2 separate regions of the Mus musculus genome follow, and region 2 is linked to region 1. A link is a contact called in ENCODE Hi-C or POLR2A ChIA-PET data. All regions are on one chromosome and are shown on one strand. The core of a region is the stretch at or near the end of the contact, and the rest is flanking DNA. Distances in the headings are between cores, read along the strand shown.

What was found. A loop is a pair of places that touch in the nucleus more often than their neighbours do. ChIA-PET counts read pairs that join two places held with the same protein, here RNA polymerase II (POLR2A).
Region 2: a loop to region 1 is called in a map of heart, with 1.9 times the contacts of the local background. The contact joins the promoter of Gstm2 here to the promoter of Gstm6 in region 1. A Hi-C loop is called at or near these places in 2 of 37 maps with a recorded cell type or tissue (heart and left cerebral cortex). POLR2A ChIA-PET finds 5 or more read pairs at or near these places in 4 of 5 experiments (Patski and embryonic stem cell).

Annotation. Positions count from the first base shown.
Region 1 is chr3:107,941,304-107,947,079 of GRCm38, reverse strand. It overlaps Gstm6 (glutathione S-transferase, mu 6), which reads left to right and starts at 3,346. Exons shown (of 8, transcript NM_008184.4): 1 at 3,346-3,482; 2 at 3,760-3,835; 3 at 4,314-4,378; 4 at 4,666-4,747; 5 at 4,847-4,947. The coding sequence starts at 3,447.
Region 2 is chr3:107,983,275-107,989,050 of GRCm38, reverse strand. It overlaps Gstm2 (glutathione S-transferase, mu 2), which reads left to right and starts at 2,631. Exons shown (of 8, transcript NM_008183.4): 1 at 2,631-2,693; 2 at 2,942-3,017; 3 at 3,369-3,433; 4 at 3,723-3,804; 5 at 3,902-4,002; 6 at 4,827-4,922; 7 at 5,005-5,115. The coding sequence starts at 2,658.

The DNA.
Region 1 (5,776 bases), core at 2,097-4,596:
CCATTCACTGTGTTTCCTGCCTCTAGCCTGGGAAAAGGGACAGGCTTTCTTTTTAAAAAGATACCTGTTTGCATGGGAGTTGGCTCTGTCAGTCTGTCATTATTTACTGTTTATTACACTTCTTTGCCTAGTTTCCCCCTTATTTCTAGGGCCAGTGGACTGAGATTCAGCTCAAAGAATCACTGATCTAGACACATTTCATCTCATGGGGAGAGTCCAGGAGACTGACCATCTCTGGTCCATGGAGTCTTTCAGGGTCCCAGCCTCCTTCCTCCTTGTTGGGGTTTTAGGTACAGGAGGAGAAGTGGGGTGCTGAGTCTAGCTAACTGTAGGCAAGAGTTTTGTTAACCATTGGCAGGCAGGCAGCACAACACAGTGGGGTCTGACGGAGGATGCTTCAGACTCCTCTAGGGAGAGCAGTGCCTGTTCCTTTAAGATCCCCTGTGGGGGAAGTAGAGGGGAAGGGCTGCATCTCTAGGGACCAGGTCCAAGGTTGGCTGCTATCACCCAGACTAAGATAACTAGAATAAAAGGCACTATGTTATTTTGTGTTTCTGGTTTAAACAAGTGTTTGCAAAGGCTTGAGGACATTTTTGAATAAGGGCTTCTGAAAGAACAAAGGGCCTGTTAGTACACAACAGATAGGACAGTGGTCACTTGTTTTAGATGCAGTCCTCCATTTAGGGCTTTGATACTCAGAGGGGCCCTTTATCAGGGATGGGAAGACAAGCTCCCTGCCTACTCTCCTGTCCTTAGAAGAAGCTGTGTCTCAATTATGGGAAGGAGACAGACAGACAGACAGACACAGAGAGAGAATAGGCCAAGGCAGGAAGTTCCCATCATGCACACAGGACAGAGTGGCATCTGTCAAGGCCAATAGCATCCTATTGGTGACATAATCAGGCCCAAGGTCACCTGGAATGATGTCATCCTGTGCAACATTGCCCCTTACTTAGCTCAGCCTATGTGTGAGGGTCTGGGTGCAAGTTAGACGAGGGGGAAGGTCTGATCAGAGGCCTTCACTTGAACTTACCAGAGAGAAAATACTGAGTATCAGTCATTGTGTAGCCAGAAAGACATCCTGAAGTCTCTCCAGTCAGGTGCTGAGAACCTGCTTAGCCCAGCCTTTCTGCACCATCTCACGCCCCCTGTTGGACAGGGCCAGGCTGTGGCTTGTCTACACAGGCTCTGTGTCTCCCCTTCCAACTCGTCGAAGCTGCTTACAATCCAGTTTACTACACATCCTGCCTCCAGAGTGTCTCATAACACACAACTGCACTGAGTGAACACTGTTATTCAGGACCCACCAATGTCAGGATAGACTGACTTCTCCCCAGAGTGGCCCTTCACCTCCCAGAGAGCAGAATCTGTGTCTAGAACTCTCGACTGCTTGTGACCTGTGTCGTGGGCTTCATCCCAGCTGGTTCAGATCCTCTCTGTGCCTCTGGAATAAACAGGCTCAGCCAATGAGGAAGAGTAGTTCAAGATGAAAGCGGGGCATGGAACCCTTGACTTAACCTCTGCTCGCCTGTGCCTGGTCCTGCCTGTTCAGATCCATCAGCAAGTTTCTAACAGAAGCCTGTGGGCAGCCAGAGGATCTCTGCTCCACGCTGTCCTCCCTCTTTGCCTCAATCACTCCCAACTTCACAGCAATGATCAAGTGCTTACTCATTCATTCTTCTGCCCCCTCGTTGAGCTGAATTTTGACTCCCTGTCGCTGAGCCCTGGGTTATATCTCTGTGTTCCTGTGAACACACATGTACACATGTGTATGTGGAGGTTAGAGGTTGACATTTGGTGTCTTTATCAATCACTTTGTACGTAGTTTTTGAGACGGCTCTCTCACTGAACATGGAGTCTGTTGAGTCAGCCGAACTGGCCCCCAGGCAGTTCACCCTGCTGGAGCCGTATTTCTTCACCTCCCCAGCGCTGGGAAGCACCTGCCACCACGGCAAGCTTTGTCACATGGGTTGTACTGATATTTTAATACTGGTCTGGCAAATACTTATCAAGTGAGCCATTCCCATGCCCCTTCCCCTCAAGTCTGTTTTCAAACTCATTTATCACTGATGCTAAGAATCTGATTAAAGGGAACCGGGGCTCTCTGACATTGGTAGGATTTTGTCTGTGAGTTTTAACCACAGGTGCCATGATGAAGGACATTGAGCAACCCTCTTATGCCCAGATACACAAAAGCCAGGAGCTGCGGCCAGGGCTGAAATGAGTTAGATAGCTGAGAATTCGACTCTAAGGGACTTGGTCCTCTGCAGAGTCCTTCAAGGTCCTTTCCGGACAGCATTCTGTTGTCCCTTAGAATCAGGAGAGGTATCTGGTCCCTCCAGGCTACTGTGCCTTTGAGTTTGGGGTTCTGTCCATGGTGGTGGGACTCTTTCAGTTTCACAAGGCCTCTCTGTGTTTGATTCTTGGATTTGGCTCTCAAGTATGGCCAAAGTGCCTATTAATTTATATAGTCACTACCTTGATGACCCTGTAGAATACCTCCTATAGGCTCATACAGTTGGGTGCTTGGTCCTCAGTTGGTGAAACTGCTTGGGAAGGATTAGGAGGTGTGGCCTTGCTGGAGGAGGTGTGTCACTGGGGTAGGCTTTGAGATTTCAAAAACATACGCAATTCCCAGTTACCTCTCCTACCTCCCTCCCTCCTTCCCTCCCTCCATCCCTCCCTCCTTCTCTCTCTCCCCTGCCTCCTGCTTGTGAGTCAGATAGATGCGAGCTCTCAGCTACTGCTCTAGCCCCATGCCTGCCTGCTCCCCTGCTACTGTGTTCCTCACCATGATGGCCATGCAAGCTGCCTTGATCATGGTGTTTGTCACAGCAATAAGAAAGGAATTGAGACAGCCTCAGATCCCCCAAGAGAAATACAGAGACTGCTTGCTTTTCTGTTTGGCCCTGTCCTGGGTCATTCCCATTTCACTGCTCCTGTACCTCCAGGTTGTATGGACAATGAAGTCTGGAGTTTGTCAGACTGGCAGAACCCTTGTTTCCAGCATGAGTACAAGAACAGACTCTCAGGTTGAAGCAATGCCTTTTTATGCATATGTTGAGATCTGAGCCCAGATTCCCAGAGTCTAGGTGTGAAAAACTGATCTACCAGGAAAGGAGATGGGCAGAACAGGTCCTAGCTGGCCTGTCTCCAGGGATACTGCCAACTTCCTGAGAATCCAGCAGGGGGCAGATGGAAGCAGGCCTGCCAATCAATCACTGCCTTCGGTATCTGAAAGCTCAGACCCGCCTTCGGATGATAGCTCCTGGAATTAGATTGGCTTTTACTTGTTACAGTGGGTTGGGCTTTATGGTTCCACGGTTGGTTCCTTTGGGGAGGGGCAGAGCAGCTCCGGACCTGTTCTCAGACTCATCAGCTGAGCATTACAGAGTCTTTCCCGACCAGTGACTGACTGCACAGTCTTCGAGGCTGGAATAGCAATCATGCCCGTGACTCTGGGTTATTGGGATATCCGTGGAGTGAGTGGGAGGTTGGGCTGCTAGGCGGGAAGGGCCCAGGGTCAGAACACAAAGCGGGACTACAGGCTTGGTTCCACGAAGAAGATTCCCATCGGGTTTTCCTTGACCCCCCCTCCCCCTCTCTGTCAGAGCCACACCCCCCAGTCCAAACTCTGTCCCTGCCTTTCTCCCTCTCCCCCGCCTCCCTTCCTCTCTTCTTAGTGAAAGGTGTAAAGGCGTCCCTAGAGGTGGTGAAGGATTTCACTAACGGACTTATGTTACCCACTATCTCTCACAGCTGGGTCACGCCATCCGCCTGCTCCTGGAATACACAGAAACAGGCTATGAAGAGAAGAGATACGCCATGGGGGACGGTAATGACATTCTTCTGGTCACACTCTTCCCCAACTTCTGTCCACTGGTGCCCAGCAGCTTCTATCTATCTCTCTGTTTCTTAGCTTTGTGGATCTCCTTCAGGCAAACCCAGAGCTTATCCCTTCCAGAAACTTCCTTGAGGGTGCAGCTTTGGTTGTCAATATAGAATCATGGTTGTAACATGCTGGCCCTATTCTGACTGTAATTGGGTGAGGTTTGCCCACTACAGGCACTGCAGGCCTAGTGCTTTTGTAAGCCTTAGTTAGTCATTGAAAGGCCTATAGCCATTCAATAGCTCCTGGGCTTGGATTGGCTTTTACTCACTACATAGCTGTGCTATTCAAGTGTGCAGCTTTGGTTGGAAAGACTTACTGGGTCAGACTGCATATTCCTTGCACAAGGGGTCCTGCCTTTGACTTCTTGTGAAGGGGGCTTAGACGTCGTGACGTCCTTTTCACATCCTCTTGTCCACCACAGCTCCTGACTATGACAGAAGCCAGTGGCTGAATGACAAGTTCAAGCTGGACCTGGACTTTCCCAATGTAGGTGCTGTGAAGGGGAAGTTTGGGGAAGACATGGTGATCTCACCTCATCTCCTGGCCTGGCTGAGGGTTTAGGATCAGTGTTTCTGCTCTCCTGCTCCATCCCTGCTGGCTGCACAGTGTTCTGTGATGGGCTGTGTCCCAGCTCTCTCATTCAGTGCACACTGTGCCCATGGAGGGCTTCCCACGGCAGGCACACTGAGTGCCAGGCCCTGTGTCTTCTCTCACCCAGGGAAGGGATGGAGGGACCTCATATCCCATCTGACCTTCCCTGCTTGTCCATCCAGCTGCCCTACTTAATTGATGGGTCACACAAGGTCACCCAGAGCAATGCCATCCTGCGCTACCTTGGCCGGAAGCACAACCTGTGTGAGTGGGGCTGGCTGCAGGGTGGGGGACCATGGCCACCTACCCTGGTCTTGGCAAGGGTGGGCTGCTGAGAGTGAGTCTGGGCTGTGTGTGCTGCAGGTGGAGAGACAGAGGAGGAGAGGATCCGTGTGGACATTTTGGAGAAACAGGTCATGGACACTCGAATTCAGATGGGCATGCTTTGCTACAGCGCTGACTTTGTGAGTCTGCACTGTGTGGTATAGACAGGGTTTGCAGCAGGAGTCAAGGAAGGGCCTGTGTTCAGTTCCATGCATGTCCTCTTTGGAATGTGAACCCACCCATACTGATTTATCAAGCTCTCCTATCCAGCCAACAGTTCTTGCCCCACCCCCATTTTGTTAACAAGTACAACATACCGTTTCCAAGAAGTTTTGCGGTATTGTTATGATACCAAGGGCTGCAAATTCATTTCCTACACAGCAAATTCATATGTTCAATTCTTTTCAACTTTGACCTTGACCACTGCCATGAGCCACCTTGTCCCTGGGGTTCACAGATGAAAACCAGAGGGGAAAAAGGTCATGGGTATTTAGAAATCTACCCAACAGATTTCTCAGAGCTGAGTTCTTAGTGGTAGCAAAACTCGGGGCCTCTTGCTGGAGCTCACGGTCAGCTAGAGAACCACTGTCTCTTTCAACACCCTATGCTGTTCAACTGATTCTATTCTTTGAGATCCCTCTTTGAAATCACGTAGTCTCTTCTCTTGAGATTGTTAAATACTTGGCTTTCCTTCTTCCACTGGACTGTTCTGTTCAGAACCTGTCTGGAAGGCACTACCCTGGAAGGCAGTGCTGAGCTAGACATCAGTCATGACAGATTCAGGGACAGATTGGCATTTCCATTCCAGGCACCCCTGAGAGATGAAGCCTGCTACCAATCGAGAGTCTGATTATTAAAGTGGTGAAGCGTTAAATGGCACATGCCCAGAATTAGGAAGATGCCTGTTCCTTTGCACAGCTGGGCAAAGCCACACTTTCTCCCACAGGGCCTGCATGAGGGTTATGACAG
Region 2 (5,776 bases), core at 1,382-3,881, 43 kb before region 1:
TGATTACTTTCTTGGTTGTTCTAGGGCGTGATTTCCGTCCTTGTATTGCTTCTTTTCTGTTATTATCCTTTGAAGGGCTGGATTTGTGGAAAGATATTGTGTGAATTTGTTTTTGTCGTGGAATACTTTGGTTTCTCCAACTATGGTAATTGAGAGTTTGGACGGGTATAGTAGCCTGGGCTGGCATTTGTGTTCTCTTAGTGTCTGTATAACATCTGTCCAGGCTCTTCTGGCTTTCATAATCTCTGGTGAAAAGTCTGGTGTAATTCTGATAGGCCTTCCTTTATATGTTACTTGACCTTTCTCCCTTACTGCTTTTAATATTCTATCTTTATTTAGTGCATTTGTTGTTCTGATTATTATGTGTTGGGAGGAATTTCTTTTCTGGTCCAGTCTATTTGGAGTTCTGTAGGCTTCTTGTATGATCATGGGCATCTCTTTTTTTATGTTTGGGAAGTTTTCTTCTATTATTTTGTTGAAGATATTAGCTGGCCCTTTAAGTTGAAAATCTTCATTCTCATCAATTCCTATTATCCGTAGGTTTGGTCTTCTCATTGTGTCCTGCATTACCTGGATGTTTTGAGTTAGGATCCTTTTGCATTTTGTATTTTCTTTGACTGTTGTGTCGATGTTCTCTACGGAATCTTCTGCACCTGAGATTCTCTCTTCCATTTCTTGTATTCTGTTGCTGATGCTCACATCTATGGTTCCAGATCTCTTTCCTAGGGTTTCTATCTCCAGTGTTGCCTCGCTTTGGGTTTTCTTTATTGTGTCTACTTCCCCTTTTAGTTCTAGTATGGTTTTGTTCATTTCCATCACCTGTTTGGATGTGTTTTCCTGTTTTTCTTTAATGATTTCTACCTGTTTGGCTGTGTTTTCCTGCTTTTCTTTAAGGGCCTGTAACTCTTTAGCAGTGCTCTCCTGTAATTCTTTAAGTGACTTATGAAAGTCCTTCTTGATGTCCTCTATCATCATCATGAGAAATGTTTTAAAATCTGGGTCTAGATTTTCGGTTGTGTTGGGGTGCCCAGGACTAGGTGGGGTGGGAGTGCTGCGTTCTGATGATGGTGAGTGGTCTTGATTTCTGTTAGTAGGATTCTTATGTTTGCCTTTCGCCATCTGGTAATCTCTGAAGCTAGCTGTTTTAGTTGTCACTGTTAAGAGCTTGTTCTTCAGGTGACTCTGTTAGCCTCTATAAGCAGACCTGGAGGGTAGCACTCTCCTTAGTTTCAGTGGGCAGAGTATTCTCTGCAGGCAAGCTCTCTTCTTGCAGGGCAGGTACCCAGATATCTGGTGTTCGAACCAGACTCCTGGCAGAAGTTGTGTTCCACTCACCAGAGGTCTTAGGATCCCGTGGGGAGTCCCGTGTGGGCCCTTGCGGGTGTTGGGCAAGACTCTGCTGGCCTAAACTTCAAGTCTTACATTAAGGCCATTGATTTATTTGTATCCCTTCCTGTCTGCCCCCCACCCCGGGATGAGAAATAGGAATCTCACTTCTATTATTATTTTTGTTTTTTTGAGTACATTGTAGCTGTCTTCAGACATACCAGAAGAGGGCATTGGATCCCATTACAGATGGTTGTGAGCCACCACATGGTTGCTGGGACTTGAACTCAGGACCTCTGGAAGAGCAATTAGTGCTCTTAACTGTTGAGCCATCTCTCCAGTCCCTCACTTCTAGTTTCTCTGTGTGTGGATATCTAGTTTTATTTTTTCCCCTTTTTTATAGAGTGACTAGTAATCCATGGTGCACGTGGACTGCACTTTCATCGTACATTTGTCAGAGAATGGGTTCTTAGATGCCATCTATTTTTTAGCTCAGGTAAATTGTGTTCCCCTGTCATTCTAATTTCATTTCCTGTGGATGTATATCGAGTATTGCTGGATCACGTGGTAGCTCTAGTTTTGTCTTTTCGAGGAACACCAGGTTGTTTTCCCTAACGGTTGTGACAGTTGATACTCTTACCTGCAGTGTCGAATGTTCTCTCCTGCCCACAGTCTCACCAGCCCCCATGTGCGAATGGCAGTTCTTTCTGGGGAAGGTGTATCACACTGTGGTTTGCTTTACATCTTTCCAGTGCCCAGTGATCCTGAATATCTGTACTGCATCCACTGGTCGTACCTGTATGTGGCTCTGTTGCCCAGCTTAGCAGAGTCCTGCATGCCCTCTGCTGTCTATGATAAGCTATAGACCACAGAGACATTAATCTCTCAGGCTTGAGGTGTCCTGTTTTGTCCTGGCTCAGCCACCAGGAGCCACCCAGAACCCAGGAAGGGAGTTGATAATGAAGAAGGGACAATGTCAGGAAGATAATAACAGGGTTCCACTTTGACCATCAAGAATGTCCCTAGCTGCACAACTGTTCTCCATGGAAACAGCACGCTAGAGCAAGAAGAGGGAGTTGCTGACACAGGTGCTAGCCCATTCCCATCTTTTATTTCTGACTGCTTAGACTGGTTCCTGAGATTAGCTATATCTTGCCCTGCCCCTGGATCCCTGGCTCCTTCCTTCAACTGGAATGTCTGAAATTTGAGACACTGTAGGCCAATGGTCCAATAGAAAGCCATATCCAGGTCCCGCCTCTTCCTTGCCTAAGACATTATCAGGAAGCTCAGACTAGCAAGGCCCGGGTTGGTCTGCTCTGGACACCAGCACTATGCCTATGACACTAGGTTACTGGGACATCCGTGGGGTGAGTGAGAACGCTTCTGCTGGGTGGGACAGGGGTGGGGTGGGGAGTAGCTAGGGAACTGATTTCCAGGAGATAGACTGAGTTCAGAAGTTGTTGGAAGTTCAAACACGAGAGCTTGTGCTTATGTGGTATGTGTGTGTGAGCTTGTGGGGAGACAGTTACGTGTAAGATGTAGGCTCACCAAGAATCAGCAGAGTCAGACTGTCAGGGTTTTGCAATCTGTGACTTGTCATATGTCATCTTTCCAGCTGGCTCACGCCATCCGCCTGCTCCTGGAATACACAGACACAAGCTATGAGGACAAGAAATACACCATGGGGGACGGTGATTACACCCTGTTTCTCAGGCCCCTGCTCCCCTGCTAACTGGTGCCTAGAGACACTGCTCTGACACCCTGTTGCTCAGCTCTACAGAGCTCCTGGAGTTGGATTTAGAAACTGTCTCTTCCAGATACTGTTTTGAATTTGGGGGGCTGGGTTCTCTTTTCAACTAATTGGCTTATTCAAACCTTTTGAAAATCTTAGTGATATACAGTCCACAGTCCTCAGAAGCATTGTCTACTCTTGGGTGAGGCTGCAGATCTTCTTGGGGGTGTTCTCATACCTGACTCCTTCCCTAGAGAAGGAAGCTGGGATACTGGCATGATTTCTTTTCACATCCTCTTGTCCACCACAGCTCCTGACTATGACCGAAGCCAGTGGCTGAGTGAGAAGTTCAAGCTGGGCCTGGACTTTCCCAATGTAGGTGGAGGAGGAAAGGAGGTTTGGGGAAGACACACTGTTCTCACCTCATCTCCTGGCCTGGCTGAGGGTTGGGGGTCAGTGTTTCTGCTCTCCTGCTCCATCCCTGTTGGCTGCACAGTGTTTCTGTGATGGGCTGTGTCCCAGCTCTCCCATTCAGTGCACACTGTGCCCATGGAGGGCTTCCCATGGCAGGCAGGCTGAGTGTCAGGCCCTGTGTCTGCTCTCACCCAGAGAAAGGATTCAGGTGCCCCATATCCCACCTGACCCTCCCTGCTTGTCCATCCAGCTGCCCTACTTGATTGATGGATCACACAAGATCACCCAGAGCAATGCCATCCTGCGCTACCTTGCCCGAAAGCACAACCTGTGTGAGTGGGGCTGGCTGCAGGGTGGAGGATAGTAGTCATTTTCTAGGCTTATCTGGAGTGGGATGCTGAGGGTGAGTCTGGCCTGTGTGTGCTGCAGGTGGAGAGACAGAGGAGGAGAGGATTCGTGTGGACATTTTGGAGAACCAGGCTATGGACACCCGCATACAGTTGGCCATGGTTTGCTACAGCCCTGACTTTGTGAGTTGGAGCTGGCCCCACACTCTTGCCCTTGCATCTGCTCTGGCCCTGTTTGCCACCAGAGCCTCTCAGTGCTGCTCATGGCACAGTGTTTGAAATTGCCAACAGAGTAACCTCAAAGCTTAGTTTGCCAAATGAAAACTTCCAGTCATTGGCCTAAGGTCCAGTCCAGACTCTCGACAGTGACACTTTAGTCCCTGATAGGACAGACAGAGTTCGATCCCTCCAGGTCTAAGTGCTGGTTCTGTCCTGAGTCATGTCTTTCTGTTGTCCTGGAGTCTTGCCATGTCTGCAGATTGCACACTCATGGGAAGAAGACACTGAGGATAGGGGACACTCTCCTCCTAAATGGCTTCCCAGAGCTGTGTCCTTGACACACTCAGAGATAAGCAGATGTCCCCAATAGGCAACTCAGTCAGCCAAAAGCCTTTGATCCTGCGCCTGTTTCCTTTTGTCCTCTCAAATTCACCCCATCTCTTTGGAACCTGTACTGAAGTCCTCACCGCACTAGTAGGTAGAGCACGGCCTGTTTCCTGGACGATTTCAGTTGTTTGCTTCTGCCTCATGTAAGGTCAGAGTTCAGAGCCATGTGCTCAAAGCCGTCTCATGCACAGTGGTCCTGACAATGGTGGTAGAGACCAGGAGACAGGGCTGTATCCTGTTGGGCTGTCTAATCATTCTAACTAAATGCTTGGATATCATCCCTGACTGAATCTCATGTAGGTGACTTCTCCTCTGCTTGCTGGGGCCTGCACAGCCCTGTGAGGCCAGCCTCTGCCAGGGGGTCTGTGTCTGAAAGTGGTGACAGTTGTTTTCTGCTTCAGGAGAAAAAGAAGCCAGAGTACTTAGAGGGTCTCCCTGAGAAGATGAAGCTCTACTCTGAGTTTCTGGGCAAGCAGCCATGGTTTGCAGGGAACAAGGTAAAGGGAGGGGGTGGGAAGGAGGGGTTGCCATCCTTTCCAAGCATCAAATTCCAGAGCACTCACCCTTGGCTTCCTGCAGGTCACCTATGTGGATTTTCTTGTTTATGATGTCCTTGATCAACACCGAATATTTGAGCCCAAGTGCCTGGATGCCTTCCCAAACCTGAAGGACTTCATGGGTCGCTTTGAGGTGATGCCCTGATCTCACTTCCTCTTGAATGCCCTACTTCCCTCCCCTGTTTCCAGACTGCCTTTCTACTCCTTCAAATGGAAACGAAAATGATTAGCTTTTGTTAAGCATGGAACTGTGTTCAGTTCTTTCATCTCTTGCATGGAATTTCCCATCACACCCTGCGTTTTGTGTGAACTTATCAGCTCCATTGGATCGTGTTGGGAGCTGATTGTGAAGACTGTCAGCTTTTCAGGGAACCAGTACCACTGGAAGGGGTTGTGGTTTTCTCCTGTGTGCTTCTCGTGACCAAAAAACAAAGGCAGTAGATCCACCTGATGCCAAAGGAGAGAAGTCATAAGTTGTCATGGAGCCTGGATTTTCCAGCCCTGAAGCCTATGGAAACCCAGGACATGGCCAGAGTGTGTAGGGTGTACTATTCAGGATTGATGTACAGTACCAAGATGCTATATCCATATGGCCTGTAGAATTCTTTGCTTAGTCGGGTCCCTGACTGGGGAAGCACTGGGACTCAGGACTACAGCTAGTGCTGCGTAGACAGTTCACTGCTGCTGCAGGATTTTATCTTAAATTGTTCAATATTTAGGCATCCTGTTCCTTTCCTTTTATTTTCCTCCTCAGCAACATCTTGATGTTTGTCTGTAAAATCATTATAGTGGGA